Regions from separate parts of the Homo sapiens genome. Here region 2 is linked to region 1. The links are chromatin loops, found by intact Hi-C in ENCODE. Cell type or tissue: heart left ventricle. All regions are shown on one strand.

Region 1 (5,000 bases):
AGTGTTTAAGAGGAGGCTCCATTAGTAGTCCATTTTATAAATAAAAGAAACAGAAAAGGTAAGTAACTTGTGCCCAGGGCCACACAGCTAGGAAGCCTGACTCAGAGACTCAGGAGGTCTGTGTCTGAAACCCCATGATAGACTACCTGGTTGAAACAAAGAGGGGTTGTGTGGGAGAGGGTCCTACACTCGTGGTTAGGAGAATTGCATTCCTGCTTCACTCCTACCCACCTCTCCGTGTGACTCTGGACAGGTGGTGAGCTTCTTTGATCCTATTTCCTCATCAGTGAGGTGGCAGCTGACCTATCTCCTAGGCTGATGGTGAAGAGTCAGTGGGTAGCCTGGGTTGCTGTGAAGGCATGAGCAGGCACTCTTCTGGGCTGTAAAGTTACATAGGCTGTAGTAATGTCATGAGGCTATTTGTTTTGTGATAGGCCGGGAAGAGCCCCCACGGGGAACCGTCTGTAGTATAAAAGGGCCAGAGCTGGTGGGAAGAAGATAAAGGGAAGTAATACAGAATAGGCAGGGGAGGGGAGGGCATCAAACCCGTGCAAGGAGGATAAGCTGTGCTCAGTGGTGATGGATGCATATTGTGAAGAATTGATGTCAACACATCAACTCTTGGCCTCCAGGGACTTCTTGCAGGGTAATTCTGCAAGAATTTTCTGAATTTTCAAAGAAATCTAGGTGAGTGTGCATGTGTGCATACACACGCATGTGTGTCTGGGTACCTGTAAGGCAAGATCATACCTTTGCACACTTGTGGACCTGTGTGTATTTCTTTCCTCTTTTTTTCTCTTTTTCTTAATGGAGACAGGGTCTCCCTATGTTGCCCAGGCTGGTCTCAAACTGGGCTCAAGGGATCCTCCTGCCTTGGCTTCCCAAAGTGCTAGGATTATAGGCGTGGGCCACCACGCCCAGCCCCTGTGTGTATTTTTTTTAAATTGAGGTGAAATTTACACGACATAAATTTAACCATTTTTAAGTATATAATCAGGCTGGATGCAGTAGCTCATGCCTATAATCCTAGCACTTTGGGAGGCCAAGGCAGGAGGATTGCTTGAGCTCAGGAGTTCAAGACCAGCCTAGGCAACACAGTGAGACCCCCATCTCTACAAAAAATAAAAAATTGGCCAGATGTGGTAGCACGTACCTGTAGTCCCAGCTACTTGGAAGACTGAGGCAGGAAGATTGCTTAAGCCCAGGAGTTTGACTCTGTATTGAGCCACGATCGCACCACTGCACACCAGCCTGGGTGACAGAATGAGATCCTGTCTCCTGTCTCTAAAAGAAAAATTAAAAAATAAAGTATACAATCCAGTGGCATTTAGTACATTCACTGTGTTGTACAACCACCAGCTCTGCCAGTTCCAAAACATTTTCATCTCCTCCTCAGAAATTGTGTGTGTTTTTGAAAGGGCCTGTTCTGTGCAAGCATGTCTGTGAGGGCATCCTGATTTCGCCTGCCGGGAAGCCATCCTCGTCCTCAGATGGCAGATTGCACTGTATGCGTTTATTTGGCCAGCAGAGTGGGGCTCAAGTATTCACATTCCACATGGGTTTGTTGGTCATGGCTTAACTCCTCTGTGCACTCTGGCTGCCTCATCTGGACATAGAGGAAGGCAGCACTGCAGCCTTCATCTGAGTGTAGTTACCAGGGTCTTCTCTTTGCTGCTTGGCTGCGTGTTGCCTTTGTCTATTAAAAGGATGTGTGTAAGTATGTATGTCAACTGGGGACTTCAGCCTCTGTAGGCCAAGTGTTGAAAAGGGTGAGAGGGCTGCTCTGGTAGAAGTGTCAGAGCTGGGATGTCTGTACACCTCCCTCTCCATAGCTAGTCCTGGAGATAAGTAAGAGCAGATTCTGGGACTGAGCTGTCGCATACACCCTGGTGGTGATAACAGCAAACACAGCAATGGGCTATGTAGAGGGAGCCCTGAATAATCTCCATGAGCTGCAGAGATAGGGCCAGTGAGTGGCAAATCCTTTTATAGTGTGGAGGAGAGGAGGTGGGGAGCAGCTGCAGGAGAAGGTGGGGAGCAGCTGCAGAAGGAGAAGGTGGAGCAGGAGCTACGTTGGACAAGCCAGTGAATACTTTGCTCTGATTGGACAACCCAGATCATGTGCCCACCAAAAACCAGCGACTTAGTGGGAGGGGCAGGAGTGGGGAATGAAACTCAATGATTGGCTTAATCCAACCAGGGACTCTCTATATAGCTAAGTATGGGGCCAGGGTCCCCAGGGGCATGTGTCTGAGTGTAGAAGGGGTGGTGGGTCCTGCACTGAATCAGAGTTTTCGAAAGAAGGAGGAAGTAGGAGAAGAATGCTGGATAGACAGTCAACTGTATTCTCCATACCTAGATAAGACAAATGTCAAGACAATGCAGAAAAAGTTGTGGTGAAAAGCAGCAGGAACTAAAATGCTTAAAGCATCACTCAGTCTGAGGCTCTCCTATTAAGAGCTCACATTCAGGGAGGTGGGTTGGACCCATTGGTGTGCCACAGAAAAATGGCCCTGCTCACAGGAGGCAATTTGACATCTGGCCGAAAGTGACATCAGCAGCCTGAGAAATTAACCTGTTACTGGAGAGAATTCAGGTATTTGATCCACTTTCTCAAGCTTTGTAGCTGGTGAAGGAGGTGCAGCTAGCACTGTGCAAGCTACCTGCACAATGACTGCAGCTGACTTTTCTCACTTCACCTTCCCATGAGCTACCGTCATTGATTCAGCGGGAATGTAATAAGCTGCGACCATGAGCCAGGCCTTGAGCAATAGTCCCCTGCCCTCAGGGAGTCCTGATGCAGAAGGGGAAGATGCAGATCAGAAGAGGCAATCGTATTACAGTATAAACAAACAGGATGACAGGAGAAGCTTGTGGTGCCACAGAAGTGTGGAGCATGGCAATGCTTAAGCTGAACTGGGGGTTCAGAGAAGATCTGCTGGATGAAGTGATTTCCAGACTCAAGCCTGGAAGATGAGTAGGAGCTCCCAGGTGAAGAAATACGGAGAGAGAGAAGAAACAGGGAAACTCACTGGGCAGGTGACTGCTTTAGTGTGTGTATTTGTGTTAGGGGTTGATCCTGAGAACTTTCAGGTTTCTGGCTTGTGCACCCTGATTGAGTGGTGATATCTTCTAGTGAGATGGTGAATACAGGAGGAGTTGCAGTTTTGATTGGGAAGAAATGAATTTAGTTCAGAAATGTTGAATTTGAGATGCTTCTGGTTCAGCTAAAAGGAGGTACATAGTAATAAGCTAGTTCTGGAACTCAGAGGCAGAGACCTCCTCTGACCACCTGCTTGACATCTCAAGCTTAACACGTCCCAAACTGTCCTCTTGAGTTCTCTCCCTATGGTGCTTCTCTACCCTACCCTCAGTTTTCTTCATCCCTCTAAAAGATGCCATATCATCTAGATATATCCAGAATATATCTAGAATCCACCATTTCTCTAGCTGTCAACTGCTGTCCCTTAGTCTAAGCTTCCATCTTCTCTCAGCTGAATTACTATAATAACCTCTCCCCTTATAAGCCTGACTGCCTAATTCATTCTTCTCAAAGTAGCCTGGATTATCGTTTTCAAATTTTGTGACTTTTTTGCGGGGGTCGGGGGCTCACCTTTTAATGACTTTCCATTGCAGGTGGGCCCTGCAGAGGGGTCCAAGCTGACTCCCTCTCCAGCCCCACCTGTCACCTGGCCTTTCCCTGTGGTCTTCAGTATGTCAGGGCTTTTCTGCCTTGGGACGTTTGCATACATTGTCTTGTTGTCTGTCTCCTTAAGCGGTCCCTCAGGTCTCAGGTTGAACATCACCCCTGCAGAGAGGTCTTTCTTGCCTGCGCAGACTGAAACTCATCTTCCTGGTTATTCTCTCTCCCAGAACCTGGCTCTTTTCCTTCATAGCACCTGTCCCAATTTGCATTTATAGTCATTTTTGTCCCAATTTGTTCAATGCCTGATTTGATACCTCAATTTTATCAGACCCATCTCCCATTTTTATAACAAATACTTCCTTTTTACTTATCCTCAAATGAAATCTATAGATAATATAACCTCCCTATACATGTAATTTTAAATCAGTATAACATCCTGGCAGTGATATAAAGGAGAAATAAAAAGGAAAGTAATTCATCATAAAACTATTTATTTCAGTGTTAAATTCCTAAACTCCCAAGGCTGACTACTCCAGAAATCATAATGAAGTAATCAGGCCTGCACCTATTAGGTAAAATGACCACGAATGCAACAGTTACAAATATTGGCTAACATAGTTATTTTTTATTAGTGACTCAGATACTAACAGCAATGTAGCCAGTGGCATGTGGTTTTCTGTGATGGTAAGTAAATCCTGTGATGTTTGTTTTTTCTTTTTCTTCTTTTTTTTTTTTCTTTGAGACAGGGTGTCGTTCTGTCACCCAGGCTGGAGTGCAGTGGCATGATCTCAGCTCACTGCAGCCTCAATCTCCCAGGCTCAAGTGATCTTCCCACCTCAGCCTGCCAAGTAGCTGGGACTATAGGCACACACCATCACACCTGGCTCATTTTTTATTTTTGTAGAGATCGTGTTTTGCCATGTTGCCCACACTGGTCTTGAACTCCTGGACTCAAGCAATCCACCTGTCTCAGCCTCGCAGAGTGCTGTGATTACAGGCATAAGCCACTGCACCCAGCCTCCTGTGATGTTTCAAACAAAATAAAGTTCAATCTTTCTCCTTCAATGTGGACTGAAATTACCTTCCTAGAAAATTCATTAAAGTCTGAGGGCCGTGGCTCATGCCTATAATCCCAACATTTTAGGGGGCTGAGGCAGGATAATTGCTTGAGCCCAGGAGTTCGATACTAGCCCAGGCAACAGAGCAAGACCCCTGTCTCTACAAAAAAAAAATAAAATAAAAAAATTTCTGACTAGCTGGGCATGGTGGCATATGCCCGTAGTATCAACTACTCGGGAGGCTGAGGTGGAGGCTAGAGCCCAGGAGGTCAAGGCTGTAGCAATCTGTGATCATG
Region 2 (5,000 bases), 750 kb after region 1:
AATCCTGAAAAGCACAGGAAGAAAATAAAATAATCCATAATTACGAAATTGAGATAATCTTTTAAAACAGCTTGATATATTTCCTTCGTGTACAAGGTGTTTTTCAGAGGCCTGTGGATCCCAGCCCCTCCACCAGCTCCTGACTCATGAGCTTCTCCCGGAAGCTTCTCCCTTTACTCTCATGGGCAAAGACTTCCTCCCTCAATCCCTCAAAGTGACCCCACAAGGACATAAGGCTATACCCTGCCACCTTCTCTTTTTTTTTTTTTTTTTTTTTTTTTGAGATGGAGTCTCGCTCTGTCACCCAGGCTGGAGTGCAATGGCACGATCTCGGCTCACTGCAACCTCCGCCTCCCGGGTTCAAGCGATTCTCCTGCCTCAGCCTCCTGAGTAGCTGAGATTACAGGCACATGCCACCATGCCGAGCTAATTTTTGTGTTTTTAGTAGAGACGGTGTTTCACCATCTTGGCCGGGCTGGTCTCGAACTCGTGACCTCATGATCCACCCACCTCGGCCTCCCAAAGTGCTGGGATTACAGGTGTGAGCCACCATGCCCGGCTTATCCTGCCACCTTCTAGCCTCAACTGAAAGTCAGAATTCTGGAGCCAAATTTTGGAGACATGTGGAGAACTGATACACAACAATTGTTACACTCTTTCCTCACTAAACTTTTTAAATTTTTTTTTTCATTTTTTATTTTTGGAGACCGTGTCTTGCTGTCACTCAGGTTGGAGTGCAGTGGCACGATCACAGCTCACTGCAGTCTTGACCTTCCAGGCTTAGGTGATCCTCCCACCTCAGCCTGCCGAGTAGCTGGGACTACAGGTGTGCACCAGCACGCCCAGTTAGTTTTTGTATTTTTAGTAGAGACGGGGTTTCACCATGTTGGCCAGGCTGGTCTCAAACTCCTGACCTCAGGTGATCCACCCAGATGATCCACCCGCCTCAGCCTCCCAAAGTGCTGGGATTACAGGCATGAGCCACTGTGCCCAGCTGATTACTCTTGTCTCCTGCTAAATCACAGACGTTTGGGGAGTTCCTTCAGGACCCCAATAAACTTGTCTGTGGAGGCCTGGGGAGTCTCTTCAGACCCCCAATAAAATTTGTTTAATCCTAAATGGATCCTGTTAAGAATTCCTCCATTATTTTGTCACGCTTTAAGGCCCAGGAAAGGCCTAGGCAAAACTCTTGGTGGGCTTTTGTTACATTCCAGTCTTTGTATAAGGGCACTGGCCCTTTCAGCTTTTAATATTTAACTTAACTACTCAGTCAGTACTTTCACAGTTGTTATGGAAGCCTGAGGATCTTGCCACTGCGCTCTAGCCTGGGTGACAGAATGAGACCCAGTCTAAAAAAAAGAAAAAAGAAAGAAAAGAATGTCCTGTATTCACACAACCACCACAGAACTGGACCTTCTTGAACAGTGCAGCATGGCTCATTCCTTCATTCTTTGATATCCCAACCCCTGCTCAGCATCTGCAGCATGGGGCACAGAGCAGGCACACCCTCCAATGCTGCTCTGTTCACTAGACGGCAGCTTTCTCCTCAGCCCTCAGTGTTCGGCTTGTGCACAGAAAACGTGAATCTAGATAATAAGAGCAAAGAACATCTCCACGGGACATAAGTAAACCACCACACCCCACCCACCTCTATCAACCTTATCTGCTTACTTGGAGCTCTGATCTCTAACAGGCAATTAATCCTCCCTTGTGGAACTCAAAAGTCACCTACCCATTCCCCAGGGAGCTGGGTGATAAGAAAGCGCAAAGTTTAGGATTACTCTTTGATAAGAGTCTTGCTTAAACAAGATCACATACAAAAGCCTGTCTGATCCCCACACCCTTCTCCCCTGGCTCCCCTCTCTCCTTTCTTCCTCTCTTGCTTGTAAGATTGCAAGATTGTGCAAGCCAACCCACAGACTTGGGCTCTGAAAGGCCTAATGCAAATTGCTTTTAGACACACACATTTCTTTCCCAGCCCTCTGTATTAGTCCACTCCCCACCCAGCAGGCCTCACCCTTACCCCCTACCTGGGAGTTGACGCTTGGGGCTCCCCTGGGAGCTGATTGCCCTGGTCTGCTCCTGGCCACTTCCCATTGGTGCTTGCTCATTTACATTTTAAAATTAGAGCAGAGTTCAACACTGTGGTTGGCTTTAGTGGCTCTATGAATTGTCCTACCCTGGTGAGAAAAATGCAGACAATATAGCCACCTGGGAAAACTTTGCTCCTAAAATAGCGCAGCCCCCACAGCATTCTGGCAACAGGTTGCTCTGTGGTGAGTCTCTGGCTCTGGGCTGATAGAAACACCCGGGGATGTAAATAGCAATGAGAAAAGGCCACTTGTACCACGATGACGTTTCGTGTTGGCGGGTTCTACCCCCACCCCAACCCCACCTAAGTTCTCTATTTTTGTTTTGCTTAAACTTCAGCTCACAGCATAAACACCCAGGGTTGAGGCTCCATTCTGCCCTAGAGCTGTGAGTGCAGGGTGAGGGGTTGTGGTGTCCTGTTCCTCCTACCATGTCCCAGCCCCTCTGTTTCAGTCTCAGCACTGTCCTCCCAGACCCTCCCTTCTGAAGGTCAGTTCCCTCTGCTGCAAAGTGGGAATAACAGCATTCGTTGGGAGGGTTGAATGAGTTGACAAAACCCATGCCTGGCACAGTGCCCGCCTGTGGCAGGCTGCAGTGTCTCAGGCCATGATTAAGACAGGGTTGTGGCAGTGATGCAGGTGCACACAGTGGTGAAGAAGCAGACGGTGGGGACCCTCTTGGCAGTCCCCGACCACACAGATGCATGGCAGGACCAGGAGGTGGGGGGCCTCAGGCTGAAACGGCCATCTCCCCAACTCCTCCTTGTTTGTCGGATTCCAGGCCAGCGCCTGGCAGCCCTTCGGCACAGAACTTCTTGTACATTCCACAGCAAGTGAAAGGGCTTTTGTCCCCACACAGGAAGAACAAATGACAAAGGCAATTGTGTGTCTCCCCACGGGCCCACACAGCAAGCTTGGGAAGAGAAAATTCTTTCCCCAAGAGTCCAGCTTTGCTGGAGCGGTTGCAGTCACAGATCAGTCAAACTGTGGCACAGCTCTGGAAGAGTGTGGCATCTGAGCTCCCACATGTGTGGCAGGGTGCTCATCGCACGCCCAGCACACACACATGTGCACAAACTCCAACACATTGCTCCTGCCCAGACTAGCTGGGCAGTGCGTCACAGATGCTCTAGCTGCAGGGGCTCAGGAGGGCATCACACCCACCCCCTTCAGGAGGTTATGGCTTTATTATTCCCTGATATGGTTTGGCTGTGTCCCTACCCAAATCTCATCTTGAATTGTAGCTTCCATAATTCCCACGTGTTGTGGGAGGGACCCGGTGGGAGATAATTGAATCATGGGGGCAGTTTCCCCCATATTGCTCTCATGGTAGTGAATAAGTCTCATGAGATCTGATGGTTTTATAAGGGGAAACCGTTTTCGCTTGGCTCTCATTCCCTCTTGCCTGCTGCCATGTAAGACGTGCCTTTGCTCCTCGCCTTCCTCCATGATTGTGAGGCCTCCAGCCATGTGGAACTATGAGTCTATTAAACTTCTTTTTTTTATAAATTACCCAGTATGGGCATGTCTTTATTAGCAGCATGAGAACAGACTAATACATTCCCCTTCCCAGGTGGGCCACAAAGGCCCAGAGGGTCCTACAACTCGCCATGGGTCTCACCGTGCTTGTCCTTTTCAGGCCTCATGGCCCACACTGTGAAGAATGTTAGGCACTATCAGAGAAAGATCTGTTTTCAAGAAGTCTATCCTGAAGGCCCTTCAAACACATAGTCATTGAGGGCCTATGAGAGGGTGGAGACTCCAGACTACCCACAGGAGATAAATTATACTGAAGAAATCATTCTCACTGGGACAGGATAGATCTCTCCTTTTACCATTTTTTTTCCATCCTTATTTTTCGTATTCTCTTGTAATTATCATAATAGGAAGCTGAGGGTTTGGAAGATTTTAAAATTTGTTAAAGGAAAAAACTTTTCTTATCAAATGAAATTATTATGCATCACTTTATTGGACCCCATGAATGGAATGGAATAACCCAACCCATTTCTGCTGCAGACTTGGCTGCCAGAGCCCTTGGTTGCTGAGTTTAGTGATCAGTCACAGTAACCAGTTCGTCCCAGGTACATCTGGTGCTCCTAATAGATGTCTGGCCTGGCATCTGCTTTTATGTTTTGTGTCTTGTTGTATCTTGAACTTAAATTTCATAAGTGATCTTTGTGCTGTGCAAAAAACTTTCATTGGCCTAACAGAGTTGGGAAATCTAGATGTTATTCCCAGTTCTGCCTGACTGACCAGTTCCACCTTGAGCAAGACATTCCCTCTATCTGGGCCTCTATTTCCTCATTTTGAAACCTATCTGTGTCTCCCAGACTTTCCTGTAACAGAATAACCTTGAGTGTTTGTTAAATATACAAAGTCACAGGCCCCTTCCCTAAATCAGGGGTGGGGACAGGGAGCTGGAATCTGTATCTTTAAACCTAGCATCCTGGTGGATTCTAATCATCTGGCAAGTTCAAAACATGAACACCAGATGGTTACCAAAGTACCATTCTATGCTATGATCTATAATTTATACAAATAATCTCTTAGAAGAAAGGAGATGAAGTTTGGTACAGATTTTGAAATCACGTGTCTTGTTCTTTACTGAATGTAGTTTATCATGATCCTCAGTTTTCATTTATAAACACACACAAGGGGGAACATTTTGTATATTCCTTTGCAAGGTGAAAAACCCAACCCAGGTGCTTGTTCCTCCTGTGGCTTTCCACTGGATTTTTACCAGGGTTGGGCCCCCGACTCCTACCCGTGGAGGCTGTGCTTCCTAGGAAGCTCGATGCATGTTTCCCCAGACACCTGCATGACTCATTCCATCACCGCCCTCTCTTGGGTGTTGACTCAAACGTCAGCTTATCAGTGAGGACTTCCATGGGGCTAATATCACAGCTCCCT

What was found. Peaks named below come from ENCODE experiments on the same cell type or tissue, not always from the same donor. Only the 100,000 strongest peaks of a DNase experiment are listed, where the experiment ranks them.
Region 2: it touches region 1 in a loop (6-fold over the local background); 1 of 110 quality-filtered maps calls a loop at or near these places.

The regions. Positions count from the first base shown.
Region 1 is chr2:46,563,027-46,568,026 of GRCh38, forward strand. The region is part of intron 2 of RHOQ (ras homolog family member Q); the gene reads left to right. Among named protein-coding and RNA genes, the nearest start is that of RHOQ-AS1, 15 kb to the right of the region's middle. RefSeq lists enhancers at 128-187, 2,165-2,254. In heart left ventricle, a CTCF peak has its summit at 1,886; a DNase peak (open chromatin) is centred at 1,921; H3K27ac peaks cover 2,545 bases.
Region 2 is chr2:47,308,337-47,313,336 of GRCh38, forward strand. All of the region lies in intron 3 of EPCAM-DT (EPCAM divergent transcript), which reads right to left. Among named protein-coding and RNA genes, the nearest start is that of BCYRN1, 24 kb to the right of the region's middle. RefSeq lists enhancers at 1,266-1,455, 2,716-2,785. In heart left ventricle, no CTCF peak of the experiment used is centred here; a DNase peak (open chromatin) is centred at 2,675; H3K27ac peaks cover 2,664 bases.